2 separate regions of the Homo sapiens genome follow, and region 2 is linked to region 1. The links are chromatin loops, found by intact Hi-C in ENCODE. Cell type or tissue: HepG2. All regions are shown on one strand. Each heading gives the region's core, and the rest is flanking DNA. Links, peaks and the distances in the headings are about the cores only. Region 1 overlaps PLXNA4 (plexin A4). Region 2 overlaps PLXNA4 (plexin A4).

Region 1 (15,880 bases), core at 2,680-10,679:
TTTGATGTGGCCATCCTTTTAAATTTCTTGCCATCATACAACAGGCACAGAAAACTATAAACTGTGCTGACCTGGCTGAACCCTCTCTGTTACATGAGCAAATGCAGAGGCAGTGTTTCCCCTGCTGTTTTATGGGGCATGTGCCTCTGTAAAATGATGTCTGCTTGGCAGGGGCTACTTGTAACTCACGCACAGGCAAACTGGCACCAGAGCTTCTCAATTAGTCTCCAACTCTCTTTTGGAATTAATTAATAATTAATTCCAAATCCCACATGATCTCTTTTCCCTTAACTTTCTTATTCCCTTTATGCATCTTTTTGTTCTCCAAAGTACACACTGAGCGTTCTTAATGACCACACTGCGCTTTCACTTCTTTCAAGCAACCTTTTAGCTTACCTCTCCCATTCTGACGGCAGTGACCTTGACCTTGGTGGCCCTTCCTCCACCTTCTCAGATGTCTTTTTTGCACATTTGGAATTTTATCTTTTCTTTTATTACTGCTCATGTAATCTGCATGAGCCGTGCCTGGAGTCTGCCTACATATGACCTTCCTATCCTACTAATTAACCTTAACAATTAGTTCCTTACAAATTACCCACACTGGCTCCACACCAGCCAAGAATTTGCCCTCTTTCTGTTGCGTCTTTAATTTCTCTTCCTACTCCTTAAGTGAGCATAGACATGCTAGTCATGTAAGCATATAAATAGTGGCTCCTAACCCAAAGTACCTGGACTCCTAGTAATTCATGAGTGGTAATGAGGTCCACACGCTATTTTCAATATTTCCCAAAGCCTAATGGCAATTGAACTGTTGCTGTTTTATGTTTTTTATTCATACTCAGTGATGTATGTCTCATATTAAAAATAGGAAATATGTTATTACTTAATAAATGCAGTTTGTTTAGTAGACAGAATCTTTCAAAACATAATGCACAGAGGGAAAAAATAATAAAAGGGGCCATAAATGGTGAAAGTTGGGAAACATAAGTACACAATAATGTTTTCATATGTTCCAGCTGCTTGTCTAGCACTCCATATTTTGCATAGGCTTAAACAGAAAATCATGCCTTGCTCAATCAAAAGCATTTTCTCGCTCTAAACTTAATTACCATCCTCCTCAGTTTCTCCTATTGACAAGTTCTATAATCCACCTTGGATGGAATGTGGCTGCATGTTCTGGAATGTTCCACATCAAGTCAAGAGCCAGCTGCTTGGTGAATCTGAAATTCTCAAAAACCTTTGCATTCAGATTCTTAAAATATTTTGAAACTGGTGTTTAATAATGTCCATACCCTGGAATTGTCAAGTCCCTCCTCCTGATTTTAAACATGAGTCATTTTTTGTTGGGTTGGAAAGAATGCAAGAGCCCTCAGAGCTAGGTTCAAATTCTGGCTTAACATGGAGATAAAAATCCCTCCTCCCCACCCCCACCCCAATTCACAGTTTCCCAAAGCACAGATGATGCAATGGTTTTGTAAATGGTCTGGCACTTTATAAGTGACGGCTATGATGGATCGCTGCTATCCTTTTCATTAATATCCCAATCCTCCTTGTACTGTCACTTACCTCTCCCCGACATCCCAGAAAACTCCTCTGACAGTCTTCCAAGGCTTCAGGAACTCTGTCAGGAGTTCAACAGACCTGGGAGAACTTTTTTTTTTTAGTACCTTGATAGTGTCATTTCCTCCTTGAGCTATGATATTTGCCCCTAAGCCATTCATTGCTCCACACTTTGGATGAAACCTGGAGTTATCTCATTTCCAGGACTTATTCACTATCTTTATTAGCTTCTGGAACAGCTATCTGCTTTTCTTAGCTTTTCATTTAGGTGGGTCCATGTGAGACAGGGACACAAGTCCTGCACAGGTATTATGAGTCCTGGGTTCCAGCCACAGCTCTGCCCCCCAGTTTCCTGGGTAAACTTGGACAAGTCTCTCCTGGGCTTCTTTGTGATGATCTGAAAAATGAGGAACTGGGCGCGTTAGGTCTGAATTCCCTCTCAGTCCTAACATCCTAAGCTCCTTGTTAATGCTCTGACAAAGTCTCTCAGGTCAGCCTCATCTCACTTGTTTGGTTTTCATGGACATGTATAACAATGGCACCAGGTCTACCTTCAAGAAAACTTTCTCTTGAAGACAATCATCTGGGCAGCTAGAGCTTTCTCATCTTAAAGGTAAACAACCCAACTGCCTGTAGTCTTTCCTTACGGAATATTTCTATTTATGATTTAACCATTTTTTATGACTCTCTTCTGAACTTGATCTAGGTTCTCTCCACTCTTTTTAAAGTGTGGACATTCAAATTGGGGAGCCAACAGGATTCTGACAGTCCAAGTAGAAAGGTTACCATTATTTGAGAGCTAGGTGCCACCTCCTTCACCTTGCCAGGACCTTCCCAAGGAAGGACAGAACCAGGGAAATCTCCCAGGCCCCACCATCAGGCAATAGTCTCCAGCATGGCCAAGGCCTCCCAGACTGGCTGCACAGCTCTCCATCTCTATCATTGCTTTGCCTCACTCTGTACCCCATGGTTAATTCTGCAAAGCATCAGAAGTTTTTCTAATACTTTAAATCACTTTTGAAAACTGGATTTAGTCCAACCATTTAGCTTAGTATAAATGTATTCCCTTATGTCCCCAGTTACTATCCACACCTTGCTAGTATGTTGCACAGGTGGCCAGATGGCCTCTGAGCCACCTTGTCTCTATGATTCTCTTTCCCCAAATACCTAGACTTGCCACTCACAGCCTTACACCATACAAAGCTGCCTCTCCCATCCCCCAACTCCAGCTCCTCTCCTGACCCTGGAACACAAACCACTCCAGATGCAGAGCCACACGATTAATTAAAACCACCCCACGCTGATTAAAGTCTTAAGCTGCAGTGCCAGGCATGCTAATTAACTGAGTGAGGGAATTCAGACCACAGGAAGAGGTGAAAAAAGAAAGTAAGAGGGGCGGGGGAGGGACTTCTGTTTGGAGAACAAATCAGATGGTGACGTGACCTAAGCTGCCATAATGATAGATTGTCTCAGAGACCACAAAATATTGAGGTCTGTCCCCTGGCCACCAGACTCTAGCAAAGGTGTTGATTGATGTGGCTGCAACTTCACCTTCGCTGCTTCTAGAGATGGGAGCCCCATCACCTCTGGGGACCTCCATGTGTGCATAAACTGTGCTTGGGGAGAAGGATTGTGTGCAGGGTTAGGGTAGGGTCTGCACAACATTGTCTTGGGACATCGTCCTGGCTTTGTGCAAAAACCTATTAGGCAGTTTAGCAGTTCCTCAAAAAATTAAACAGAATTACTATACGATCTGGCAGTTTTGCTTCTGGGTACACCTGCAAAACAACCAAAAGCAGGATCTCAAAGAGACATTTGCACACTCAGGTTCATAGTGGAACTACTCACAATAGCCAAAAGATGGAAGCAACCCAAATATCCATCAACAGATGAATGGACAAACAATATGTGGTATATCCATACAATGGAATATTATTCAGCCTTAAAAAGGAAGGAAATTCTGACACATGCTACAACATGGATGAACCTCGAGGACATGATGCTAAGTGAAATAAGCCAGACATAAAAGGACAAATACTGCATGATTCTGCTTATGTGAGGTGCCTAGAGTAGTCAGATTCATAGTGACAGAAAGTAGTACGGTGGTTGCCAGGGACTAGGGAAGGGAGGAATAAGGAGTTACTCTTTAATGGGCAAAGACTTTCTGTTTGAGCAAATGAAAATGTTCAGAAGATGGAGGGTGGTGATGCTTGCACCACAATGTGAGTGTACTTACAAATGCACACTTAGAAATAATTAACACTGTGAATTTTTTTATGTGTATTTTACCACAATAAAAGAGTTGAAATAATCCTTTTGAGTGGACTTGACAAATTATTTCATCTTCGGCATGGCAGCATGGATATGAAAACACCTGTTCTCTGCTTAGCTCCTTGGGTCAAAGGGGAACGGCTTTTGCTGGTAGACTAATACAATCATCTTTATGAAATATTCTGATATCTTTCAGTCAAAAGATAGGTATCACTATTCTTTTCAACGTAATCTCAAATGGGTTTTGGATAAATGTCTCCTATCATGTATCATTACATAACTGGCTCTGTTGTTCTCAAGGTCTGGATACCTGTTTCCTGATTTGGAAAAATAATGCCATAGCCTTGTTCTTCCTGGAAATTTTCCTTACCTCTCACCCATTCCAAAAGGCCTAGACGAGGAGCTCTCAATTCAAATAACTCACAAGAGGTCAAATGGCCCCTGATTTTAGAAAATCCTCCTGCTGTTGCTCAAGCTCTCCTTTGGTATTTTTCATTCACAGTTATGGCCAGAAATCACTCATGTGCCCTTCCCCATTTACACTTCCTTTCCCCCTAGATCACCTTTCTGGGAATCTGGGTGGTTTTATCCTTTTGCCACCAAGGTAAGCTTCCTTAAATAATATAATGTAGTTTGGTCTGGTTTTAAATGATTGTAAATAGAATTATCATTTGCTGTTGTACATGCAATCATCATCATCATCATCATCATCATCATCATCATCATCCTCATCATCATCCTCATCACCATCTTCCTAACCTGTCCAGTTCCAAAGGCCACAAATTTACAAAACAATGGCCTAGCACAGCAAGGCAATGAATGACTGAAAAGAGAGCAAAGGGTCCCAAATCAGATTTTAAGTCATGGCCTTGGTCTTCATAAGTTTCTCCATCTGATGAGCTGAGCCCATTGCTTGGGGACCTGGGAGCCTGGGGGTCCTCCATGGCAGCTGGAGGAATTTTTACAGCTTCTGAGTCCTGGCCCCCATTGCCCAACTCCCACCTGGTTTCTCTGATATTTCGAAAGATGCTTTCCTCTGGCAATAGGGTCTCACTCTGCCTGTTGCTGCTCACATTCTGAAGGGTGCCTGCTGTTCTGCTGATTACATTCAGAAATGTTCCACAGATATAGCATGCAGTCTCTGTGTGTATCTCTAATTTGTTTAAGCATTTGACATTATGGTCAAAATGTGAGTTATTACTCCATTTCTACTCTTATAATTGGATGCTAATGCAACGATGGCTACACTGAGCCTGATGGTTGGAATTAATTTAAATGTCCAAAAGGTTTCTTAAGTACCCAATTTCCTTCAAAATTGTCAAAAAAGAAAGAAAAAAAGAGGCAAGATGACCCATTAAGAAACTCCAAGAGGCTGCTGGAGGAACTGTCAAGCTGTGCAGACGCTGCACTTGGTGCTGTACCTCATGCTGTCCTTCCTTGTCACTGTCCCCGAGCAGAGGAAGTAGAGTTGAGAAAAGTAAGTCCTTTTCTGGCAAATTCTTAGCTCAGTAATACACATGGGTCTTAGTGGCATGGTCTTGGGGAGCTCCTCAAAGCATCTCCACCCGCCTTCATCTCCTTTGGTCACCACTGGCTGCCTTTCCAAGCTTTATTTCTGCTGGCCAGGGACCACATAAAGGTTTTGTGGAGTCTCCCTGTGATGGCTCCAAGGCCCTCACTGCCAGGGCTGCAATTTGTGGTTGAGCAGTGGCTCAAGAAGCTGTGCTTATTTCAAGTCACTCCACATGCCTGGAACCCTGTCACTCCTATTCTCTTTGCTCAAAGGGGGCAGGTATTTCTGAACCTGGCTAACAGGTAAGAAAGGCAGATGCCAGAAGGCTGGTCCCAGGCTGTGGCAGATTGTATTATGAGTCCCAATTCTTCACTCCCTAAAAAGAAGACTTTTATGTCTCCACCCCTATGGCCTCATGGTGAATAGACAAGTGGTGTGTACTTCCCCACTTCTTGGCTTTGGGCATGGCCTCAGAACTCGATTGGCCAATGAATGGTAGGAAACACGAGGCAAATGAATGCTTCCGAAGTGCTTATGTGCTCATCTTTGCCTTCTGTGCTTCTGTCATTGCCATGAGAAGAGCTTCCCGAAATAGCTGTTTCCTCTTCAGCCTGGGCCCCAAATGAACCCACATGGAGAGAGACCTGAGCCCAAACCACAGCCAGGAGACAACCCTGGCTGATGCAGCAGCTTGAAGCAGAACTGCCCAGCTGAGTTGAGCTTAGGGAGCTGACATGCAATTGCTTTGCAGAGCCATGGGTGTGAGGATTCATGTCTATTGTATGCAAGTGAGTTTTGGGCTGGTTTGTTACAAAGCTTTATTGTGGCAATAGCTAGCTGATACACAGGTGCTGGACAGAAAGTTACACCAGGATGCAAAGGTCCCGTGAAAGGTAGAGGGGAGAGGTCAGTCAAATGGAGGAGGGGGAAGGTTGCAGTGTGGTAGCTTCTTACCACCCTGTGCTTCAAATAGGTCATGCAAACATTGATGGCGTATGTAACTTGTACAAGTTCAGAAATTATTGAAAGCCAGATCTAACGTGATAAATGGCCCTTCTCAGTACCTCCCACGCTGGCCATGCTCTTTTAATTCTATGGTCATAGATCTACAGATCTCAGGAAGGTCTAGCCCCTCAGCAAAGTACTAAAGAAGACTCTGGAAAGAGAATGCAGCCCTCCAGATGTGGTCAGCTGTCCAGAAGCAAAGATGTGCTTCAGACCCCTTGTACTGACCATCTGGCCACCCCAGTGTCAGAAAATGATTTTTTTTTTTCTACTTGGCAGCAGTAAAAACTCCTTGGGAATGATTTGCCTTGAGCTTTGCAATTCCTCCTGCTGGTGCTTGGGCCATGGGGCTAATCCAGCTGGGCCTCACTTGACGGCAGACAGAGGCACAGGGTCAAGGGCAGCAGCCTTGGCTACCACCACTGTCCCTACCTGCCTCTAGGCAGGACCTCTGGGGTCAAGGTTGATGATATTTAGAATAGCAAAGGCAACCGCCCCAGGGCATGAGGCTTGGGGAGCTGAGGTTCCAAGCTGTAATCTAATCTGTGTGTCTGGGTGACCTTGAACAAAATATTCCCATTTTTCATGCCTCACTGGATTCATTTTCAGATTAGGGGGATCCAGTCCTGCTCTGCCTTAAAGAATTGGTCACAAAATACTACCAATACAAATGATTTGGGAAGCTTCTTGTAAATGAAAAGTAGCAGATGTTGTGGAGGGCTGCAATTTGTTGCTATTAATAAGAATAAATGCCTAATAGGAAGCCAGTTTGCTCTGGGAACTCGGACAGCCAAGGAGCGAGTGCCGACGCCGGAATCATCAACATATGTTGGTCCTCATTAGCAAACGGCAGTAGCTGGGAAGCTGGGCAAGGAGCTCTCAGCGTGCTTTCTGCAGAGCGTCGAGAAATCACCCCATCCTCAGGCTTCCCAGTGTGGGCTGCGCTAAAATGGCACGTGATCGTTATTAGCCAGACCCCTTGCCAAGCGGGAGAGCGATCCCCTTCCCTGATGCACAGATGGAAAAGCCATAGCCCAGAGGGGCTGAGCAGCTTGCCCAAGGTCACGCAGCAGGGCGGTGGCAAAGGTGGAAATTGAAATGAAGTTGGGGGCTGGAGCCTGCCCTCGGGCCTGCCAGACACCACTGGCTCCCGGAACATAGTACAGGGGATTGAGAAACCTCTGGTCCCTCTGCTGAACACAGGTCCTGTGTTGAAAACTTCACAGCATTGCAGGCTACTTACTATACTGCCAGGAAGGTGTGGCTGAGTTCAGGGGCTGAGGAGCCCCACCTACGGGCAGATCACCAAGTAGCAGCCCTGAAGAGAGAATGACAATTGGTCTCAGCACAGCCTCCTCCTCCAGGAGGTTTTCTTACTCCTTCAAATGTGGTTAGGGAGAAAAATAGAGTTTGAAATAGTTTTATCTCAGGGACAAGTGAGAAGCAGAGATCTGAGAGAAAAACAGACCTGGGTTTGGATCCTGGATCTGCCACCACTGTGTGACTTGGACAACTTATTTAACTTCATCAAGCCTCTTTTTCCTCATCTAAGTACCCTGATGGGTTGTTTTGAAGAATAATTGGGATGACACATATGAATGTATTAGTGTTATGCTAATGGCAACTCTGTTGTTCCAGCCTCTGCCTCCGATAAAATGCCCCTGTGATGGGTGGTGCGAAGTCATCTCTCTTCACTCCACTATACCTAGTACTCAGCTCATGCGCAGTAAATGAGAAAAGTGAATGAATGCTTGCATGCACGCATAAATAAATAAGTGAATGAATGAATGTGGTTCCTATTACACTTGTACGTGTTCCAAGAATCCCCTGGAGATCATTTATTTGGCAACCTTGGCTCTACTCTAAAACCTATCATTTCTGGATTATTGCCACAGATTAATCTCTTAGTGTAAAGGTTAAATCCTCTCCTTTCTCTGAGCTCTCATGCTCACATTCACACACAGGCTCAGGAGGCCCGACTTCCTGACTTCCAGGGCTGCGGGGTTGCAATGTGTGAGATTCTCTAGCTAGGCAGATCCTATGCATTTGACAGAGGAGACTGCAGCCAGAGCAACCCCTCCAACATGGAGGCCCAAAGGAATGGGGGATGAGAGGAGTGTTCTGGCATTCACACAGTTAACAAGCTGAGAGGGACCTTGGAAACATTCTAGCTGCCAATCCTCTTATTTTTCAGATGAAGCTCAGTTGCTGCAGGGATTTGTCCAAGGCTACATGGCTACCAACACTCCTCATTTGATACCCAGTCCCTAGATACTGACTCCTGGCCAAAATGCTCATTCTTGACCCCATCTTAAGGTCAGGGCTGAAGCAGGGGCAGAGCCTCAGGGCCCCACATCCTGGAGAAAAATGAAAGTTTCCCTCCCCATCCCCAAGCCCAGCAGGTGGGAAGGGGCTGTTGTCCTGGGGATCAAAGTGCTGCTCCTGTTCCAGCCTTTTTTTTTTTTTTTTTGACTCTGTGTACATTGGGTATTTTATTAGAAACTTTCATGTTACTGCTACGTAAACACTGCTTCAAAATAATACATAAGTTAAAAACTTGTCAAGCAAGTTCTTCATCAGCTGTACTCCTAGAATTAAACACACATCACACACATACAAGTCACCAACCCCCACAAAATGTTTAATTTAACTGACCTTAAAATTTGGAGAAAAGTATCGGTTGGCTTATCTTTTAGCAAATGACACAGACAAAGACTATGGCCCCTTCTGAACTGGGACCGGGAACCTACTGTTGTGTGTTTCCCAAGCACAGCCTGCTCAATGGGAGCCTTTGTTTCTGCAGCCAAGAAGAAGGCGGGGAGGGGCTGGCACGGTGACACCTAACTCCTGGCCCAGGCAGCGGAGCCAAGCTAGTCCCCAGGCATATGCTGAGGCTCCCTAGCTGGCTGGCACTGGCTCCTTGTGGGAAGTGGCAGGGCAGGCTGGGCAGGCACTCCCTTCTCCATCTAGCACCTGACCCTTCTCTCTGACTTCCTTCTAGCAAGGGCTCTGCTGACCAGCGTTCCCAGCAATGCTCTGGCTGTTCAAACCACAAAAAAACAGTGTGTGTAAATGATACATTTTGTGAATGAGTGCACAGCAGCCCAAGGGGGTGTGCCCAGATGTGCATGTCTCAGCACAGGAGTAGCATTTGCACACACCTATGGGGGGCAGAAGTGTTCTGGACCACAGGAGACTGTGTGCAAATAAACACATCTTTCCTCGCAGGCAACCAAGGCTGGGTATGAGGCTTCTCTGGCTAGGAAACAAACATCTTTTTTCAAAAAGGGATTTGACTCTGGGAAAAGTTATGGTGCTCAAATGATTGGAAACTGATATTCCTGAAGGAGAACCTTCTAGGTTTATCAACATAGGGCCCCACTCTCAGAAGACCAGGTGCTGCTGGCTTAGAAAGGAGGCAGAGACGACAGATGACCCAAGGAATTCTAAATCATCTTCGTTTCACCCTATCTCCTGTCTCAAGGTACCCACCTAACTCTACTGAACTTATATGAGCTTCCATTGCAGGATCAGGGCCAAGCCTGCTGCTGGGGAAAGACAAAGAGGGCCCTCTGGTGTCTGGGTCATCCTGGACACAGGCAAAATGTATCTTCTTCAGTAAGAGATACAGCTTTGAGGGCATCTTCCAGTAATTCTTCAAATATGAAAGGACAATTGTTAAAATGACAGCATTCTAAAAGTTTTTTTTTTTTTTTTTTTTTTTTTTTTTTGAGATGGAGTCTCACTCTGTTGCCCAGGCTGGAGTGCAGTGGTGTGATTGTGGCTCACTGCAGCCTCTGCCTCCTGGGTTCAAGCGATTCTCCTGCCTCAGCCTACTGAGTAGCTGGGACTACAGGTGCACGCCACCACACCCAGCTAATTTTTGTATTTTTAATAGAGACAGGGTTTCACCAGGATGGTCTCAATCTTCTGACCTCGTGATCCACCTGCCTCAGCCTCCCAAAGTGCTGGGATTATAGGCGTGAGTCACCATGCCTGGCCTCTAAAAGGGTTTTATGCCTTATGCACTGTCGGTGAGTGTTTAGATTAGCACAACCATTTTGAGGAGTAATTTGGCAGTTATTACTAAAACCTAAAATGACCCAGAAAGTCTTCCTCTTGGAATCTTTCCTGCAGAAATACCAGCACCTAGACACCGGTGGTTGGCTGTGGATATTCACTGTGGCTTTGTATGTAGTAATGTCTGTTTGGAAACAACCTAAATATCCATCCACAGGGGGCTGGCTAAAAAAATCGTGGCACATCTACACTCTAAGATAATAGTCTGTATGTACTAAGATGGATGAATGTCTATGATTCATATTTGAGTTAAAAAAACAAATTTTATAAAAAGGGTATATTAAGACTCAATGTTTGTTTTCAAAAGACAACTGTGCAGCTGTGTATACATATATATGCAAACCTCGTGCAAAGAATAACTTCTAGAGAGAGAGTTACATATTTGCTAACAGTGGTTAACTTTGGAGAGTTTGAATTTTTCACAGACAGGGTATTATTGACTTGGGAAATTAAAATAATATTTTAAAGATGCTTTAACCTTTAGTCTTTTAAACTAAATTAACTGTGCAGCTCAAAATTTATTTTAGGGTGACAGCTTGAATTTTTCTTTTTTCTTTTTTTTTTTTTTTTTTTTTGAGATAGAGTCTCACTCTGTCACCCAGGCTGGAGTGCAGTGGCGCGATCTCAGCTCACTGCAACTTCTGCCTCCTAAGTTCAAGCAATTATCCCACCTCAGCCTCCTGAGTAGCTGAGACTACAGACACACACCACCATGCCAAGCTAATTTCTTTTTTGTACTTCTTTTTTGTAGAGATAGGAGTTCACCATGTTGGCCAAGCTGATCTTGAACTCCTGACCTCAAGGGATCTGACTGTCTTGACCTTCCACAGTGCTGGGATTACAGTCATGAGCCACCATGCCCAGCCCAACTTTTCTTTATACCCACAAGATTTCTAATATTCTGGAACTATGGAAAGGGCTCTTGTCTGCTTGGTCTCTCCCTCTTGGTTCACCTTCTGACCAGTAGCACCCTAGAAGTGAGCCCTGGGCCATGGGGGAGTTTTCTCCTTATAAAATTAACTATCCCATATTGGGTGGGAAAGTCATTGTTTGGCAATGCCTTATTCAGTGATGTCACCTGTCCGCCCAGAAGCTTCCTGCAGAAAACCCACACCAATTCCACCCAACATGGAGAAGACTCCATCTCTCCACAGAAATTACTGGGCAAGGACCAGGGCACCTCTGCCTACAGCCCCCATATGTGCAGACGCTATCACGCACTATGTGTGCATCAGTTTAGTTTCCATGTGGAGGAGTCATGGTGTGCTGGGACATCACTGGGCTGGGGGTCCTAGGACCTGGGCTGTAATCCTAGACCCGTTCCTTACTTCTGCAAGCCCTTAGCAATTGTCTTCATCTGTCTAGCTTTCAGTGTTCAACATAAATTGATCTCTATTGTCCTTTCAAGCCAGAAGATTCCATCATAACTAACTATCTTAAGGCTGGAAAAATCTCCAGGAGTGTCACTCCAGGATCTCCCTCAATTTTATTCTCATCTTGGTTACTTCATCTATCTGTATGATAGGGACCCTCAGCTCTGCCCTTTCCCTAGCTCTTGTGATCTCAAAAAAGTACAGTGATATCAATCTGAAATATACTTTGAATTCTAAGAAAGGAAATTGTCGCAACTTCTAATGATGAATTATGAAACCACTAGAGTTTACTGTGGCCATTTCTATCTATCATTAACATAAACAATTGTGAGGGTGAGTAAAGGGTTGTGTGCACATCCTTTCTGAGAGAATGGAGAGAGCACAGGCTTCTGAAGTCCTAGATTCAACTCCTGGCTCAGCCACTTATCAAAAATGTGTCTTTGAGCCTCGGTTTCCTCCTATGCATAAAGGGAGCAGTATTAGGTGACGATTAAATCCTGTTGTCAGTGCTCAGCAACGTCCCTTCTTGCCTTTCTCTGTGTGGGACTGGGAGGACAGTCAGGGGACCCAGCGGCGCTGTGCCAGCCTTCATGCTTTCTAGGCTGCAGACGTAATGCAGAGCTTCCCGCTTCCATCTGCCAGGAGCTGACCCCACCGGACTGTAGTAGTAGGCCAGTTGCTTTCCATTAGGAAGTTCGTTTTCAAGGGGTGAGTGGTGGTGGTGGTACGGATAATGCATCCATTTCACATTTTGCGCATCTGGGGAGTCTGATCTATATCCGACTAAGGCTCAGAATAGATTCCCCATTCCAAAATGAGAAATGGCTATTAGAGCTATATTTAGACTAGGGGTTCAGTGAGCTCAGAAATAATTGCTGGCCCTGGGGTGGAGATGGGGTAGGAGGAGGCTAATTCCAGGCTAATTTGGGCCCATTCTCAGGGGGGGTGGCCTGGGGGAAGGCCGGGAGTCTCAGCCACCCTATTTCTGTCCATTCAGGCCTCTGCTACAGCAACAGACAACCCCCAATACCAAAATGCCATTGCCTATGACAGACAAGCTCAGTAGATGGAGAACCTGGGAGAAGGATCTAAAAGTGTAGCAGCCCACAGGGAGGGGCAGCAGATAGGTGGAGGCTTTTAATAACTGAATGTTAGTCAGGAGTCTGTGGGTCACAGGGGACCTGGGACCTGCTGCTGCTGGGACCTGGGCTGTGCAGTCTGAGAGCTGATGCTTAGATCTTAACTCTGCCACTTAAGAGCTTGGTCAGGCGCACTCAACATTCTCAAGCCTCTGAAAGCTATGCAGATTAAATGACATAATACATGTAAAACACTCAACACAGTCCTAGACCATCCAAACCTAACACCCAGCATCTGTCCTTATAGGCACGACCACCATGGCCAACTCATCTTTTGGGTTTGCTTTTCCTGGGACAGACAACATTCACGTTAATGCAAAGTTCAATTTTAAAATTCAACTTTAAAGGTTTCCAGATGTGTCCCTGTGATTGCTGAATACTTCAGCCCTCAGTTACCATATATGTAAGTGCTGGAAAAGGAGTCAGAACTGAAGAGAACTTGTGATGGGATCTCACAGTCTTATTCCTAACCTGACCACTGACTCCACTGGGTGATGCCCTGTGATCCCCAGGCCTAAAGAACCCCTCCCTATCAATAGGGCTTTGGCCACACAGCACAGCCCCAGAACTTTCCAACCAGTTCCCTGTCTCTTTCTCTCCTCTCTTCAGCTATTCTGAGAGCTTTTGCTCTGCTCTTGAATTGCATAGGAAGGAAAAGAGGAAAACCCCAGCAAGTAAGTTTTATTGCCCCAGCACCTGGAAAAGTTAAGAAAAGACAGGGAACACTTCCAACTATCTGATGAAATGAGGTCAAGGTTATCTGTGTTCTTTATTTAATCAGGGTCTCCCCTGACCTCTGTGAACAAGCATAACCAAAAGCGTGCCCTGGGTCTGGGATAGGAAATCATGCTGGCTCCTAGCCAAGTACAAGAGGCCGTGCTGTGTGCCGGCATGTTGGGACATGAGTTGGCACGGCACGTCTGGAAGGCCAGGGTCAGGCAGTGAGGCCCAGCATGGTGGTATTTGGCACAGAATCCAGCAGCCCCTGCTGTGACAGGGACATGAGGATGCAGCCTCCAGACACAATTAAACATGGGGCATTTGCTGAGTTTGCAAACAAACCTGCAGGATACAGGGCTGAGGCAGCAGCAAGAAAACGGATGTGACAATTCAGGGCAGGTAGCATGCCATACGTGGAATTCATTTTCGAATGCTTTTCTCCTCCATTAAGCCTGCTTCGGATGTTGCTGGGAATATAGCTTAACCTGGACCAGGGTCTGGGGCAGAGTGGGGCTGGTTTGGGTTGTGTGCCTCCCCAGGCAAGTTCACCATGCCACCGTTTGCTGAGTTGTGGGCCACCCCTCAGGGATGCTCACAGTTTAAGGGGAGAATCAAGGCACTTACAAGGTGCTAAGGAGGAGGGAAAGGCAGGAATTTGGGGTCTAGGTTAATTGGCTCCAAACTTCACTGAGCAACAGAATCAACAGTAGATTCTGTTTTGCTGGATTTAAGATGCTGGTGCCTGGGCCAAGCTCTGAGCAGCAAAATCAAAATTCCCAGGAGCTGGGCATCTGTATTTTCTCAAGGCCCTGTACTCCTCCACTCATTCCCCAACCCATGACCCTGTTAATGGGCTGGGTTTGGGACAACTGGCCTTGACCATAGGGAGCAGAGGAGTTAGTGATTTGAGGATTATGCATTTTGCCCTGGAATCTGAGTGATACGGCAGGTGGAAGGCTATGGGGGCACAGGGACAGGGTGGGGGTGAGCATAGAGATAACACTGGACAGCTGTACATGGCTTCCCCATTCATAAGCAATTTCACAGCCATGGTTGCCTATGACCACATTCTGGTGAGGTAGCCAGCTCAGGGAGGACAGCCTCCAGTTTACAGATGAAGACACAGGTTGGGAGGGGTTAAGCGACTTGCTCAAGGTCACGCAGCCTGTGAATGGCAGTGCCAGGTCCCTAACACAAGGTGTCTGTGACCAACGGCTGCTCTATGACATGGCGCAGCCTCCTTTCTCCACTCCAGTCCCCTCTCTTGCAGGGGCCAGGTGGCTGTAACTCTCTCGTGATGAGCTGCAGCTGCCTAATTGGTTGCAGAGGCAAGTTGTCCCAAACATCATGGACAATGATGAAGGCAGAGTTGGCTTGGAGAATTTCCATTCAAATATATCTTATAATCACTCTTTGGCCAACATGTTTCCCTCACAAGGTCTGTCTCCTTCTACATGACACACATCTCCAAATAAGGCTCTCTATCATCTGGGGCCTGGCAAGATTCTAGACAATCGCTCAGTGTGGTGGTGCAATGTCACCCTGGCCAAACCCAGCAGGGGCTGGTATGTCTGACTTCATGAGACTTTACCAATTATGGAATTGTTTCACTGGATCCAGGGGCTGCAGACTTCAGGGCTGGCCATATCCTGAGGCAACTGCTGCCTGGAGCTTGGTAGGGAATCTACATCCTGTCTTGGGGCCAAGGGTATGGTCTGGGGACACAGAGCAGCAGGAGCCCACAGGTGGGCCAATTCTTTAGGACAACCTGACCTTCACAGGGCTCCCAGGCTGCTAGAACTGAGTGGGCCATTAGTTCTGACACAGATGCTCAGTTGTGGCCCTGTAGATTTGAAGGGAAGGCCGTGGGCTGGTTTACTAGGCCATGTTTTCCGAGGCGTCTTTCCAGCTATGCTGAAGAATCAGTCTGACCTTGCAGAATGTCTGTAGATGGAGGAATTGGAAGGGTCCCTCTCAGCTTTCTGTGCCATTCACCCTGGTCCAGCCAAGGGAGAATCCAGCAAAATCATTGACATGCAAAGGCATCTTTGGCTAGCATGGGCCTTAATAAAGCCAGCTCTCTGAGATGGAGGGTGTAGCTGGAAAAGGGTCATTGAAGGCAGAAAAGTTGGACAGAAAGCTCCACCCCGTAGGGCCCATCTAATCTCTGCAAGACTCCTGGCCTGGAAGGCCACCCTGGTCTGCCCTCATGTCGGGTC
Region 2 (15,880 bases), core at 4,099-12,098, 50 kb before region 1:
CATTGGTACATGGGAGCTACTCAGGAAACATCCTTTCTCCTAGGTCAGGGGGCCTCAGCCCAGCTTGCATCTCAGAATTACCCAGGATCTGTAGCATTGGATTTAATTAGTCCTGGCAGGAGGCAGGGAGAGGTCCAGGGCATTTTGTTTAATGGTCACCCCACCCCAGGAGACTCTCCTGTGTCCGGAGGTTTAGCGCTGCCTATGCACTGTGGGGATCCCAAAGAAAAGAAAGTCCTGGGCTTCAGCTGATCTTTGATGGAGCCTCAGGGGTGGGGGCCTGGCTGCAAATGCAGAGCAGAGGCAGAGAGGCTTAAAGGAAGCATCAGCTTAATGAGGTGGCGGTGATTCTAGCCCTGTCCACTGTGTGCTCCAGGGTCCCTGCCAAGGACCACAGGATGGAAAATTGCTCTGGGCAGGTGGCAGGCCAAGGCAAGTGGCTCCCAAGACTGACTGGTTTGACGAGGAGCAGGGCACAAAGAGGAGCCACTGAGCGGTGTGATGCAGTCAGATGTCTGGAGTCCCAGTAAATGGGGTGGGGTGCAGGGCCTGTGGATATCCACAGCTCAGGCCTCTGCATTCGCAGACTGAGGACTGGGTCCCGAGCACAACTTTGACGAATAAGGAGGATATGGCTCGTGCAACCAAGAGAAGGAGATAGAGAAGATAAGGTGGCAGATCATGCAAAGGCTGGCAAAATAGGATTGAATGGGGAAGCAGACAGAGGAGCCTGGGCAATGTTTTACAGGGAGGGGGAGCCTTGGCTCTTCTTGAGGTGGCGGCTGACATGATGGTAGATGGATTACAACAGGTTCAGAGAGAAAAGCAAGGGAAAGATTTAAGGAGGCCGTTGTGATGGCAAACAGAATGGGAAAAGGAAGACTCTGGGACATGGTGATGGATTGATGTCAGGAATGAAGGGATGCTGAGCCACAGCCCAACAGGATTGTAGGCCTAGGGGATGGATCACTGATGGGAATAGGCAAGAGAGGAGGATGCACTCTTTATGGGAGCTGACAGCCTGGGTGGGCCAAGTGGAGATGAAAGTGAACAGCCAGGTGATGGTGGCCTTGATTGAGCCGCTGGAGTGAGGGGCCTGACTGGGGAAGCAGGGCAGAGGCAGCTAAGGTTCAAAAGAAGCATCAGCTTAGTAAGTTGGAGGTGGCTCTAGCCCTGTCCACTTTATCATTCAGGATCACTGCCAAGAACCTCAGGATGGAAAGCTGCTCTGGGCAGTGGCTGGCCAAGGAAGTCCAGTGCTTGCTTTGGCCATGCAGCAGTTTCCTCCCGTTTTACTTTGGCTGCCAGGAAATTTCAAAGCCAGATTTCTTGCCCAATTTTAGCAAATACCTGGCGAATGTCATCCCTCCTCTCTCCATCTCTCTCTCTCTCTCTCTCTCTGTCTCTATGTCTATATCATATACTATATATATATATATACACACACACACACACACATATATATGCATGCTTTATATACAAATATATATACATTTCTCATTAGTTGTCTTAATGTCTATTGGGTTCACCTTGGAAATTCCCTCATGCTTTCAGGAGAAGGTGGTGGGTACAAATCCTAAACAAATAAGGAAAATGACTCGTCCATGAACCCCATTATATGTGCGTATTCTTCTAATTTTATGAATTCCTATGTGCATTCTGTGACAGCCAACTGCATCCAGAGGGGGTTTGGCCCTCGGAGAGCAGAGGTGGAGCAGATGCAGGCCCAGTCATGGTGTGGCACGACACTCACGTTTCTCTAAGGTTTGGCCCTGACCATGTTCAAGTCTGTGTCAAGTACTTGAGCTCAGTTGCTTTCACCTCCCCTTCTAGACTGTAGGCCTCCTGAGGGAGGTGCTGTGTTGGGTCTTATTCATCATCCATTAACCCCCACAGCCAGAACCATCAAGTCATAAAATCCAACTCAATTAAACAAGCACTCATTAAATAATCTAGTGAGAGGCATTGTGCAAGGTGATCAATGGCTGTCAGTTGAAGAAGGAAGAAGGAGGAGGAGGAAGGCAGATGAGATAAAGGAGGGAGGGAGGAAGGAAGGAAGCAAAGAAAGAGGAAGAAAGGAAGGGAGGGAGAAAGGAAGCAAGGAAGGAAGGAAGGGAGAGAGGAAAGGAGGAGAGAGAGATGGAGGCGAGGGGTGGGGGTGCAGAAGGAGGAAAGAGGGAGACAGAGAGGAAGGAGAATGAAAGCCAAACTCCCCATGACATATTTCAGGGCACATGATGGCCAGGCATAAAATCCATCACTTCAGGCTTCCAGCTTCCAAAAGCAGCTCAGAATCATGAGGAAATTATACCATTACAGCTGTCATTAATCTGAGAGGTTTAGTTTTTAAAATGATGGGTGTGTGCGGCAGGGAATGTGTTTATGTCTCCACCATCTCCATAATCACAAGGCTGAGAGATTCCAAAAGCCTCTGTCCCCTAGAACTACTTGTCAGGCAGCCTTTGAAGGGATGAGAGGTTCCAGGCAGGAAGGAATTTAAGGACTGGGGAGAGATCCTCAGAAAGGCCATGGGATGGGGAAAGGGGTGGTAGGGTGAGAGGTGGGGGCAATTGTGTGGGTAGAGGGAAATGGATTGGGTATGCAGGTGAGAGGTGGGCAGGGGTTAATGAGGTCATGAAATAGGGATAATGGTGAGTGGGTGCTATGGTTTGAGTGCATCTTCCAAAGTCATGTCTTGAAAGCTTAATCCCCAATTTAACAGTGTTGAGATGTTGGACTTTTAAGAGGTGATTAGTTTATAAGGGCTCTGCCCTCATGAATGGATTAATGTTACTATCATAGGAAGATGTTTATTATCAAAGAGTGGGTTTGTTATGAAAGGCAGTTCCACCCTCTCCCGCTCTTGCTCTCTTGCACACAGTCTCCTGACTTTTCGCTTTCTGCCACGAGGTGACGCAGCAAGAAGGCACTTGCCAGATGTAGCCCCTAGATCTTGGACTTCCCAGCCTCCAGAACAAGGAGTCAAATAAATGACTCTTCTTTATCAATTACCCAGTCTCAGGCATTCTTCTACAGCAGCAGTAAACAGACTAAGACACTGGGGTGAAGGAGTAGTGTGAGGGAGATAGGATGGCATAATGGGCCACAAGTGTGCAGGGACAGGCCAGAAAATGGAAGCAATGGTGGCAACCACAGAAATAATAAAACAAATGATACTAGAAGTCATAAATACATTGATGTAATTTTCCACAAGATCATGGGGTTGATACTATTATTATCCTCATTTTATAAATGAAGAAACTGAGGCAAAAACAAAATGTTGAGCAACTTGCCCACATTTACCCAGTTAGCAAGTGGAAGAGCCAGGTATCAAATCCCAGGAGTTGCCTTGTGAAGTCCAAGCTCTTGCCTACCTACCATGCCACACTGCCATGCACCCACCTGGGGACTCTGGGCCCTGAGAGCTAAAGCAACTTACCTGAAACCACACAGCCAGGCACAGAAAAGTCTGGATTTGAATCCAGGTCTTCCAGACTTCAAAGGCTGTGCTCTCACTCACTATAAGACAGGAGTCTCATGAACTGAGGGAGGTTGCAGGGCAGGCCCTTGCCCTGGGTTTGCTCACAGAGCTCTAGAGGGGCCCAGCAATCATGGTAATGAGCTCTGTGGCCTGCACCCAGCCAGATCACTGCTGGCCAAGACTCACCATGAAGTAATAGAGCTGTGAGGACCGGGCCATGAATTCAGGCCGACACACAGCCACGCAGATCTCCACGAAGCCTGCATGCTGGCTGGGCTTGGCCTCCCCCATCTCACACACGATCCTGCAGGGAGGATAGGAGAAATCCCATGGGTCACAGGACTTCCAGCCAAGACCCTGCACCCCACAGCACCTACCCAGGTCCCTTTCTCCACAGTAGGATCTCAGGGATGGCCAGGTAGGGGAGGAAGGGGAAGATATCCTAATTCCTCCTAGCAGGGGCTTCTCCTTAATTGTCAGGCAATGACGAAAACTGACCTATGGGATCTCCTTTGAGGGAGCCTAGAAGAGGGTCCCTGTGTTCTGACCCTAGATGTTCAGTCCCTAATTCATTATTATCTACTCAGTTGTCAACTAGACTGGAGGGCATGTTCTAGCCAAAACCCTTAGGGAATAGGGCTGGCAGAGTCCAGAGAGGCAAAGCCACTTACCCAAGGGCTGCAGCAAGTCAAACCAGAACTTGGAACAGACCTAAGGTTTTCTGGTCCCCACCTGGGAGCTTTCTGCTCCCGATGATTGGGTTGCCTCAGTGAAGTGCTTTTGCTTCCCAGCCAGCCTCCAGGCTGGGTGAGGGGATAATTGAGTGTGTGTGTGTATGTGTGTGTATGCGTGTGTGAACTTTTTCCTTTCTAAAAATTTTTATTGCTTTGATTACAAAATTTGTTTATACCCTTTGAAAATAATCAAACAGTCAAACAGTACAGAGTATGGCAGTAAAAAGTGAGTGCCCCATTCTTCTTAAAACTTAAAACTATATATACACTTAAAAGTTAAGTGTGTGTATATGTATGTATCTTTGCAGACATAATATATAAATATATATGTGTATATATATCTATGTATATATGTATATGTATTCTTCATTTTACAAATGAAGAAACTGGGGCAAAGAAAAGTTAGGCAACTTGCCCAATACATATATTTGCATACATATACACATATATACGTACACACATATGTATATTTATATTTGTATTTCATATGCAGGCACACATGAACATAAATGTGTTTTTACATATATACAATTACACTTATAAACATGCATACGTAAGGAAAGATATATGTGTTTTTTTAAAATAAAAGCAAAACATAACATATCCACTGCTATAAACACTTCTGTTTTTTGCTCAGCACAATAGCATGGACCTTCCTTCCTGTCTCTGTAGACACGGCTCGACTTTTTTCTTTTCAGCAGCCTCACAGTATTTCATCTGATGATTGCACTATCATTTACACAACCATCTTCCTATTGATGAACGTTTAGTTGTCCTGATTTTTCTGCTACTCCAAATAATTCTGCAAAATGAACCAACTGACACACACATCCTTAGGCATTGTATAGTAGGATAGATTTCTAAGGAAGGAACCTGTTGGGTCGGTTTGTGTATTTAATATTTGGTAGGTAGAGCCAAATAATGTTCCAAGAAGTCTGGACCATGCACTTCTATTGATGGCCCACTCTTTTGCCAACACCAGATATGAACAATCCTTTTAAGGTTTTTCCAATATAATGGGGGAAAAAATCTCATTTTTATTTTTATTTTGCAAATTACAGGTGAGGTTTCATAAATTTTCACATGGGTGTGTTTTTAAGATCTCATATAGCCTTTCCTTTGACTTTTCTGTTGAAGCCCTCTTTCTTGCTGATAGATTGTCTGAATTAGGAGTATTAATTTTGTCTGTTATAAATATTGCAATGATTTTCTCCACGCTTGTCATCTTTCAACTGTGGTTCCAATGTCTTTTGCCACACTAAAGTTTAAAAGTATCTGTGTGTTTAAGTTGGTTGTTCTTTAACTTTACGGCTTCTATGTTTTATGTTTCTCTTAGAAACAACTTTTGAGTAAGGTTCCTGAACAAATAATAACTTTCTATCCAGATCACATAATTAATGCATGTTTGGTGTTTGAAACAAAATAGAAAGTACATAAAAGCACTTGTCATACTGAAACCCCCACTAGTTGCACCATTCAGAATGTAATTTTCCATAAGACCATGGGGTAGATGCCATTATTATCCTCATTTTATAAATGAAGAAACTGAGACAAATAAAATGTTGAGCAACTTGCTTACATTCACCCAGTAAGTAAGTGGCAGAGCCAGGGCTCTAGTCCCAGGAATCTCCTTGTGAAGTCCAAGCTCTTGCCTACCTACCATGCCACGCTGCCTTGCACCCATGTGTAATATCCAGTGTCAACATTTTGGTGTTTCTGTGGCCAGTCTTGCTTTTCTTTTACAAAACTGATTCAAAACTCTATATTATGCTTTGTAACCTGTGTTCCAAGAACCTGTGTTCTCACTTAATATACCTTGAGTATATGTCTGGTCATGATTCTTCTATAATATCAGATTTAATGGCTGTGTAGTTTTCTTTCCAGTGCTTATACAATAATTTATTGAACTGAGGAATTCCCTATTTTTACACATGTAAATCACTTCTGAGTTTTTACTATTATAAATAAGGCTGAAATAAACATTCTTGAAAATAAATATTTGTGAATTCTGGTTATTTAGGGAAAGTTCTAGATGTGTGATGGCCAGGCTAAAGGCTTCTAACCCACATTTCCAAATTTCCTTCTAGAAAGTTTGTCCCAATTTCCCCTTACACCATGAGTGAAGGAGTCAGCTACTTCTCATGACTCTCTCCTGCACCAGGCATTAACTTTCACAAACCACTCCCTATTGTTTTAATTTGCATTTAATTGATTACTACTGCTGTTAAACATTTATTTTTCGTATGACTTTCGGTTCTTTTTTATCTCATAAATTGTACGTTCATGCTCTTTGATCATTTTGTGATCTTTGCCTTTTATTTATAAAAGCTCTTTATATATTAAGAAAAAGTATTTATTAACTGTAATAGGGTATAACCATACTCCCAGTTTATCATTCACATTTTTATTTTGCTTGCAATGATTTTTGATGCACAAGTTTTAAGGTTTTATGTACTCAAATCCCCTAATCTTTTTCTTTATAATTTCCTCTGTTGCTGTTATACTTCGCACAAGTTCCCCTTCTTGAAATTGAATAAATTTCCACCTGCATTTTCTTCTAATCCTTTCACAGTTTCATTTTTTTTAAACTTAACTCTTTAATCCATCTGGAATTTATTTTGGTGTGTAATGTGGAATAAGGATCTGCTATTGTACTTTTTCCAGGGAGTTAACCAGCATCAATTATTGAATGGTATTTCCTTGGGTGATTTGAAATATCACCTCTATTACATACTAAATTTGTATGCATTAGCATTCTTTTTCTGGGTCCTCTATCTTACTTTACTGATCTAACTGGTATCACAATATTTTAATCATGTGGCTTTATAATAATACTTTTGATATCTGGCTATGTAAATCCAAAGTAGGATATTTTAAAATTCTCCAAATCACAATATATTAGCAGTGGCCTAGTTTGGTTTCGTTCTAGAAAGGTGTCAGAAAGTTGAAAGAGCCATAGAAAGATCTTTTGGTAACTAAGTGGTGATGGACCAGAGAGGTGAGTCCTACCAAGACTGGATCCTTAAACCATCTGATCTGCTGTGAGCATCTTGGGGAGATCTCATGGAAATCAGGAGGAATTGAGGATGGCTGTACTGATGGTTCAGAATTAGTAAATCTAGGCAAGACCCAGCAAGCAGAAATGGAAACTGCACTCACATACCTAGGGGAAGACTTGCGAAGAGTCAATAACTTATGCATACAGCACAAGTGACAAGATTTCACTCCAGGAAGTGCAACAAAGATGGTATGGAATATAGATTCTATGATGCTGGTAAACATTTCATAGTTGTGTTTGCTGGGCTGGAAAATGGTGCTTACTTATTTACAAGGCCATGCATGATTCACAAACCTCCTCTACTAGGTGGGTTACAGGTCAAGGTCTTTTGCTGAATGACCCATTCAGTGGGCCAGCAGACTTTCAAAGAGAAAAATAATCTAAGGCACCCACAAGCCTCAGAGTGGGTGTGAATTTCATTGTCAGTCTCCACAGAGAGTAGCACAGGATCAGTGCTGGGGGGGATGTGAGCGGGAAGTTGAGGACAGCAGAAGGAATTGGATTTACACTTCTCTTGCAGATTTTCATTTTGTTTTGTCTCCCCTCCATGCGGCCTTATGCCCCAAGTAGGTAACAGTCACCTTTCTCTCTCAGCTATTTCTCCTTTCCCTCTCTACACTTTCCCCAATATGGCAGCTAGCTAACTGAGCAGGCGGGGAGTTGTGGGAGTCCACCCTCCAACTCTAAAATATTGGGGTGGTTCTCCTTTTTCCCCCACAACAAGCTCTGAGAGCACCTAGTTGCTGACCAGGACATCCCTAATACTAACCCGTCTTCCCTCCCCTGTTCCTCCTGTGTTGCATGCAGCTTCACTTACTGTTCTGCAGGGATGTAACCATCCACTAAAGGGCTGCACTCCACGCCAGCAACCTTGACATGGGAGGCGATGTCGCGAAATTCCAGGCCCAGGTTCTCCCCTCGGATAGTGACCTTGGTGCCCCCTTCCCGGGGGCCTGTCACCGGGATTATCTGGAGGGAGGAAGAGAAATAATTAGACAAACACCAAGATACTGCCACTCACTTGCTGATGAGGCAAGGAGAGGCTGCTGGCTCTTGTCTCATCTGCCCCAGAGTCCCTGAGTGGCTTGAAGTCACCAAGGGCACCCAAAGCCTGCGGTAATCAATGGGTAGTAGCTTCTAGGAAAGCAGTCCATGTTTGTGTGTGTCACTAGGAGCAGTATGCAAAGCCCATGGTACATCTTTCCATTTCATAGAAGAGATGAGAGGATGGAACATGACCAGCAATGCTACCGGGTGATTCGTAGAAAATTGGGATTCATGCCTTCTAGCATTTGCTTGTGTTGGTTCTACTCTCAAGGAAAATAAAAACCCCTCCTATCCATTCAGAGCCCCCTACACCTATGTGACCCTACCCACCTCTCAAGATCCTTCTCAAATGACACTGCCCCATAACCCTGTGTTCTTCTTCTCTCTCCATTTAAATTCCAAGGTACCTTCTTTGTGCCACTTACATGGCAACAATTCTTTGTGCCTGTTCTTCATCCTTCCCACTCCCAGCCCCCTCCTCCTCCGATCCTGAGTCTCTGAGAGCAGGTCTGTCTCCCTCCTTGTGGGCTTTTCAGTAACCATCTTTATGTCTTGCGTTGTCATGTGATAAAACCTACAACTGTCCAAACATCTTTCCGGAATTACTATGAGCATTTGTCACAACTCCTTTGCCGTTGTTGTTTGGCCTGGTACCACATAGATTTAGGTTTAATTTAAATTTTACCCTCGTACACAGGTCAAAGTGTACTGGCTTTCCCTCCTAAATCAGTGTCAAAAACCCATGATTAAAATGTGAGGACTCAGCATCCAAGTGCCTGCTTTGAGGTGAGGGCTGTACAGTTAACACAATCTCATCCTGGCGTTTCATGGACCAGAGAAGGGCATGCTTCCATTCCTGGTGCCTATGAGCACCAGCACCTGGACCTTAGCCAATGTCAGCAGGATTAGAATGGAAGGAGCCCAGAGAGTCCATCTCTACCCCTTTTCAGCATATCCAACTCTCCTCAACCCTGCAGGGCCACAAGTGGGAATTCCATCCTGGGGTAAGGGTGAAAGATGGGGGAAGCAGAAGGAACTAGGCTGTGCTGCCCTCCCCACCAAGTGGCAGCTTCTCCAGGTGAGACTGCTTACCTGCCACAGTCAAGCTACCTCCCACCTCCTACACATCCCCGTGAGGGTTGGTGTGATTGTGAGTGAGCGTGTGCAGGGGTGTGAGCCTGTGCATAAGTATATTCCCATTGCAGTGGAAAAACAGCTTCCCTGGAGACACAGGCCCATTTCTATGAGAGGGAGGTGGACAGATGTGGGGAAGGTCAGAGGGAGAGTCTGTGTTCTTCCCAAATGCCTGCCTAGCCAGTCCCCAAAGTGCCACTGGCATCTGGCAGCAGTGTCTCCATGATATTCTAGCCCTGGCTTGTCATACTGAAAAAGGAGTTTTATCTCTGGCCCACTCCTTCGTTTCCCAGGTTCCCCTAGGGCCAACACCAGTATGGAGGCAGTAAATAGCCTTTGTCACAGGGAGATATGTTTAATTTGCCGTCTCCTCCCTGTGATTTTCTTGGACATAGGCCAAGAAGAAAGCAAGTCCCACTGATGGCACCAGACACACTGCCATGCGCAGCAGCCCCCTGGGTTGGTTTCTTGTTGAGGGCTCTGGGAGGAGCCGTTCCACAGAGCAGGTGTGAAGGTGAGCGGTGGGGACTGGGAAGGGAGGACATGGGCCCAGGTATGGGGTCAGGGGCAGTGAGGAGAGAAGAGGTCCACCTGTCCTCCTATTCCAGATCATTCTGTAGGTTAATTCTGCAAATATTTCCTCCAAGTCTGAGAATCACTGTTTAGATTCCTACCATGCAAAAGACTGAAGTGGGGACTGAGAGAAACTCTCAGAGCCTGTATAGCCAGGAATGTGGAAGATAAAGGGTCTGAAGCATGGGGCACATGTTGAGGGCCACCCCAAGGGGCTGCTTTGCTGGGTGAGGCCCACAAAAGCCCACACACAAATGTGTAGGAGGCCCACAAAAGCCAAGAATCTTCTTGCTTTCACACATCCCTGGTGCACGTGCACAATTTGTGAGTGGGGGTATGAAGTCTCACCATTGTAGTGGAGGAGAACAATAACCTAGGAGAACATTACTCAGGAGATCTGGGATTCAGGACCATGTTACTGACACTTTGGTTAGAGTATGTGTGCCTCTCTGAGCATTAGCCTCTGTCTGGAAGAGAATAATAACCTGATGATAACCCTGGCCTTGGGAGACATTATGGGTTTGAATTGTGTTTCCATCAAAGTCACAGGGTGAAGTTCTAACCCCAGTGTCTCAGAATGTGTCCTTATTTGAAGACAGGGTCTTTGGAGAGGCAATCAAATTTGAAGGAGACCATTAGGATGGGCTTTGGTACAATATGATCTAATGAAAAAGAAATTTGGCCACAGAGGAATGCACAAAGAGAAGATGATGGGAAGCTACACAGGGAGAAGATGGCCATCTCCGAGTCAAGGAGAGGGATGGGGAACAGATGCTTCCCTCACAGCCCTCAGGAGGAACCGACCCTGCCAACACCTTGATCTTGACCGTCTACCTCCTGAACGGCAGGACGATCCATTTCTGTCGTGCAAGCTGCCTAGTCTGCAGTACCTTGTGACGGCAGCCCTGGGACCCTAATAGAACAGGTAGTTGTTTGGACTGACAAGGTAAGGGGTGTAAAGGTGTGGTGCAACTATTAGGCATCACACAAATATATGGCCTATGACTGTGCCTGCCACTGTTAAGTGATCATATACTGTGTGCATTTGTGAAACTGTGCACAAAGCCCGGTACCAGTTCGTCCTCACTGTTCACTGAGGCAGAGACTGAGTCTCTGTCTTCTCTCCTTCTCCCTCTTCCTGCTGCTTCATAATCCTGACCAGCATCCGCAGTGGTAAAGAGGTATTGAGCACCTACTGTGTGCTCAGCCCTGAGCTGGAGGCACAGATGCCATGGTGCCACAGATGACATGGTGCCATGGGGGAGGAGCATGTGGAGAGAGAGATGCAGCCCTCTTTTTTATTTTAAGAGGGAGCAAGGGACTCCAGCCTTGCTGGAAGAGTGCAGGAGTGGGAGGAGAAGAGACAGGACTACTTAAATGAACTCCAGGGGCAGTGATTTCCTTGGCTTAGACATCCCTGGGAATGATTTTACCAATGATGATGAGTGAGGAGGCTGGTGAGATCCCCATGAGCTGGGCCCAGAGCAAGGTACCTTGCCTGTAGGTGCGTGTGAAATCCTTCCAGCTCCCATGTGAGAGGGACGCTCAGGCCCACCGCACATGTGAGGAAGGTGAGGTGTGGAGATACTGGTGATTTAGCCCCAAGGTACTCAGCAAACAGCTGGTGGAGCCTGGATTCAAACCCTATTCTCTGGGACCCAGTGTCTGCGTGTTTGGCTCTTCACCGTGTTCCTCCCCCAGGTCTTTGCTCCATGGCCTGTGTCCCTTTGGTCCCCCTAAACTGTGCTCCATCTTACAGCTCAGGGCTTGCTTTGGGGGAGTTCAAAGACCTCTCTGTTGTGACCTTCTTCACCTCCCCAGAGCCAGGCTGTGCCCCAACACCCATGCCACCTCCAATCACGGGTTGACACTTGGTGAGGATGCCAAAGGTGGAACTTCAGGCCTTGCCACCGAGGCTCTTAGAGACAAAGGAAGGGGCTGGCGAGGACTGAGTCCTTTTTGACACAGCTCCTCAGAGACTCCAACAGGACAGTTGGGCCCCTCATTGAGGATAGTCGAGCCCCAAAAAGAGTCTCTGATCCAAGCCTAAGCTTCTGGGGAAGCCGTGAAGAAAAACTAGGGTGCCATCCAGCCAGGCAGAGCAACCAAGTCCACCCAGTGACTACTGGGTGACCGACACCACGGCTGGGCAGAGTTTCCACAGGGTGTGGCACAGCAGCCTGGAGCCTGCCCATTTGGAGCAGGAGGCCCGACCCCGGCTTACCTCTGTGATGCGGGGGTTTGTGCACTTGCTTTTGGCACCAGACAGCTCCAGCCACTGGCTCTCCTGGGCAGGGCAGTGCTGGCGCAGGGTGCACTGGCCTGGGCCCTGGCACCAGCCACATGCGAAGTCTGGGTCAGCCTTGAGGCACAGCCCGCAGCTCTCACGCATGGCTCCACACTTGTAGAGGTGAACTGCAGAGGGGAAGGGCAAGGACAAGGGGTGCTTGGGAATGGCAGTGGGGACAGAAGGGGCCCAGAGAGAGACAAAGAGTGCAGTGCCAGCCTGGGGTGATGGGGCACAAAGGCAGTTTTGCCCCCTTAGCCATTCTGATGCAAAAAAGAACCTGAAAGAAAGTCCAGGCCTGAGCAGAGGGACTGAAATGGGAAGCTCTGGGGTTCTCCGTTCACTCAGCACTCAGCAGCCCTTCCCAGGAAGTCCTCTGCACACCACCTCCTACCAGAAGCCCTCAGCCCAGGTCAAGCTCTACAGAGCCCATGCTCAAGAAGTAACCTAGAAGCACAGATGGTGGAGAGGCTGTGAAGGAGGGGCTCAGAGGGAGAGGGACAGCCACTAGGAGGCGGGGGCAGAATGACTCCCGCGAGAATGCAGGACGGCTCCTTCCCTCTCTACCCCATCCCTTCCCCTCCCTCCCCTGCTAGGCCCCAGCCCTTCCACACCTTTATTCTGAGCTGGGTTGTCAATGTTGAAGTGCCCATTCCACACGACTGTCAACTCCACGGGCAGGTTGTTGATCTCCATCCCTTCATAGGAATACTGCAGCCAGGTCGGGGAGGAGGAAAGAAGAAAGTGGGGTCACAGAGAGTTCTAGAGAGGGCCCAAATGATCAGCCTACGGCCGTTAAGAGCTCACAGGCTAAAGACTGGCCAAGACTGTGCTTGTGTGCATGTGTCTACCTGTGTGCATACAAGTATGCACATGCACATGTGTGTACAGGCAGGGAAGTGCATATCAGAGGGGGTGGAAGATAACACAGGGGTGGGCCAGGCCTCCAAGCATGCCCCTGTGGATGCCAGCTCAAGGAGCAGATGGGAGCAAGCCACTAGGTCATCTCCTGTGGGTCTCAGGCAGGAGGCCTGCTCCCATCCCCTGGAATTTCCTGAGAGGTAAAACCGAGGGAGGAGTCCACTTCCTCTCTGGCTGCCCAGGGAAACCCTGGTCCCTAGGCCCTCCCAAGTCTGCAATTAGATTGGGGAACTCTAATTTCCAGGAAATGTCCAGGGTAGGTGGATGCTTTACCAAAGACCTGGGGAGGGGTGATCACTTCCCAGGCAGGGCGGTGGTTGCAGAGACTAAGAAATGAAGGAGCTACACCCTAGGGGGATGAGAGGCTGGGGGTTAAGAGAGAAGAGGACTAGATGGGAGCTTGTTGGTGACGGGGGAAATCCTGAGGACCTTGGAGGACAAATCTGGAAATCTGGGCCTGGATGCTGCAGACAGTCACCAGCTCAAAGCCAGGCTCACGCCCAGATTCCTGTTGTGCTCCTGTCCTCGGAGGGCTCCTCAGGGTCCTGCTCCCCTACCTGGCTGAGAGATAGGAGGTGGAGGGTGGAGAGAAGAGGGAGGTGCTGGCTTGAAGATGATGGTGGAGGGGGCAGTCCCCAGGCATGATGGCCCCTAGTCTGCCTTCCCATAGCAGACCCCTCTCAGTCTCCAGAGAAAGAGGGTTAGCAGAGGGAACTTAGAGCCCACCCTGGGCAGCAATTTCCAACCCCTACCTGGTGATTTTCTCATTATTCCAGCCGACTCTGCTCGCCACAAGGGGCAGGATGGAAGAATGGAATTGAGACAGATTTTCTGCATGGGAGGGGCTGAGGCCTGGCAATTTGTTGAACGAAGTTAGTCCAGAGGACCAGGTTTGAAGCTGTGTTTGCAGGACCTACAGGCTGTTTTAATTCAAATTTAATTTGAATTAAAAATTTGGAGGGCTGGGCTAGGGGGATGTTGATGGATATCACAGGAGGCCACTGAGGCTCCGTCCTCCAAGTTGGCCATGGCACCTTCATGGACAGGGAGGGTGGCCACAGGACATGGGAAAACACATCTGGGAAGAATCTCAGAGGGCTACTGCCTCTGGGCAGGGACAGGTCTGCACCCTATTTGTAGGAGCTTCTAAAGGAGATGTTCTAATCTTCGATGCAGAAAATTGCCCTAAATTCCTGAGTTACGGAATGTGCTCCCATGAGAACAGACTGTGACTTGACATTGCCCTCATACAGCAACCACGGGGGGATGTACCTCCAGCCACTCCTGGCTCTGCCCTAGCATCCAGAGTTCTAACTTCCTCCCTGGCAACGCGTGCCAGGGCCAGAGAGCTAGGTTCGGTGTTTGTCCCACAACGGAGGAGTTTGCAACGTACCCCCGTCGTTGAATCTCTCGTTTGACCAATGGCACCCGGGCCAAGGCCAGGGTCCGAGCTCACAGAGTAAAGCAAAGTTTCCTAGCCCTGCAGAAACCACAGTGGAAACTTTGATCATCATAGAACTCAATCATCACCTCCCCAGAGGTTGTCTCTGCAGCTGGGTCAGGCTGGGTGGTCCTAAGTTGTCCTGAAAACCTCTTCCACTTTAGACTGGTGGCTCTTAGAGTGGTCTATGGATTCCTTCAGCAGAATCACCCGGGGGGCCTACTAAAATGCAGATTCCAGGGCCCATCCCAGATCTGCCGGACTGGAATCTCTAAAGATGAGGAGCATTTTGAGAGCTACTCTGTGATTCCGGTGCTGGTTAAAGTTAGAGAATCCCTGCAGTCTATTAGAAGTAGGGAGGCAGATGACTGCCCCAGTGGAGGGAGAAGGGTATAAGAGAGGGATGCCCTCCTTCCTTGTGTGTGTTTGTGTGTTTGTGTGTGTGTGAGAGAGAGAGAGAGAGAGAACTTCCAGGCTTCCAGTTCCCTCCTCCAGCCACATTCAATTTCTTCCCATCCTTCCCATCTCTCTCCTTGAAAGTCCCAGTGGGGAAAGGTGATCTCACCAGGCTTCAAGCTGCTGCCTGGATGGCTCTGAGCAGGGCTGGCTGTTTCACCCCAAGCTGAGCACCATCTGATCACCTAGAGGCAGTGCTGGGGCAGGCTGAGCTCTGACCTGTAGGAGGGATGCTGACAGTGGCTATGTCAAGATGGGAGCCTGGCTTCTGCTCTCAGGCCTAGGTCTGGCCAAGACACAAAGTAGAAGCAGCAGGTGGTGACCAGGAGTGTTAGTCAAAAATCAATAAATCCTCATGCCCCCTCTCAGGAAGGACCTGACATCCCACAGAAAGGAAGGCAAAGAATCCTACATACATATGCATGTGAGCATCTGTGTACTCAAACGTGTTTATGTGCATGCTGACTTGAGGAGACGTTAGCACACATCTCCATGTTATCTGTATGTCCATAAGTGCACACACACGCATAGACACACAGACACACACAGTTCCACAAAGTGGTTCTGCCAGTGACCAGCTGTGTGAAATGAGCAGATAATCCAAGTCTTAGTTTCCCCATTGGTAAAGTGGGAATTCAAAGCAGTACACATCTCCTTGGATTGGCATAAGGATTCAAGATCATGCACAGCATGCTCCGAGCATAGTATCTGTCATATAGTCTAAGCGCTCAAATGTGATTGCGTATTT

Evidence for each region. A loop is a pair of places that touch in the nucleus more often than their neighbours do. Peaks named below come from ENCODE experiments on the same cell type or tissue, not always from the same donor. Only the 100,000 strongest peaks of a DNase experiment are listed, where the experiment ranks them.
Region 2: it touches region 1 in a loop (13-fold over the local background); 3 of 110 quality-filtered maps call a loop at or near these places.

Annotation. Positions count from the first base shown.
Region 1 is chr7:132,242,250-132,258,129 of GRCh38, forward strand. The region is part of intron 4 of PLXNA4 (plexin A4); the gene reads right to left. Among named protein-coding and RNA genes, the nearest start is that of PLXNA4-AS2, 11 kb to the right of the region's middle. RefSeq lists enhancers at 8,699-9,216, 9,217-9,732. In HepG2, for the core only: CTCF peaks have their summits at 7,630 and 9,907 (motif pointing left); DNase peaks (open chromatin) are centred at 7,592, 8,762, 9,122 and 9,882; H3K4me3 peaks cover 870 bases.
Region 2 is chr7:132,190,395-132,206,274 of GRCh38, forward strand. It overlaps PLXNA4 (plexin A4), which reads right to left. Exons shown (of 32, transcript NM_020911.2): 11 at 12,929-13,025; 12 at 12,252-12,442; 13 at 8,091-8,242; 14 at 3,668-3,785. Among named protein-coding and RNA genes, the nearest start is that of PLXNA4-AS2, 63 kb to the right of the region's middle. RefSeq lists enhancers at 1-415, 416-915, 11,816-12,353. In HepG2, for the core only: no CTCF peak of the experiment used is centred there; a DNase peak (open chromatin) is centred at 7,587; H3K27me3 peaks cover 1,392 bases.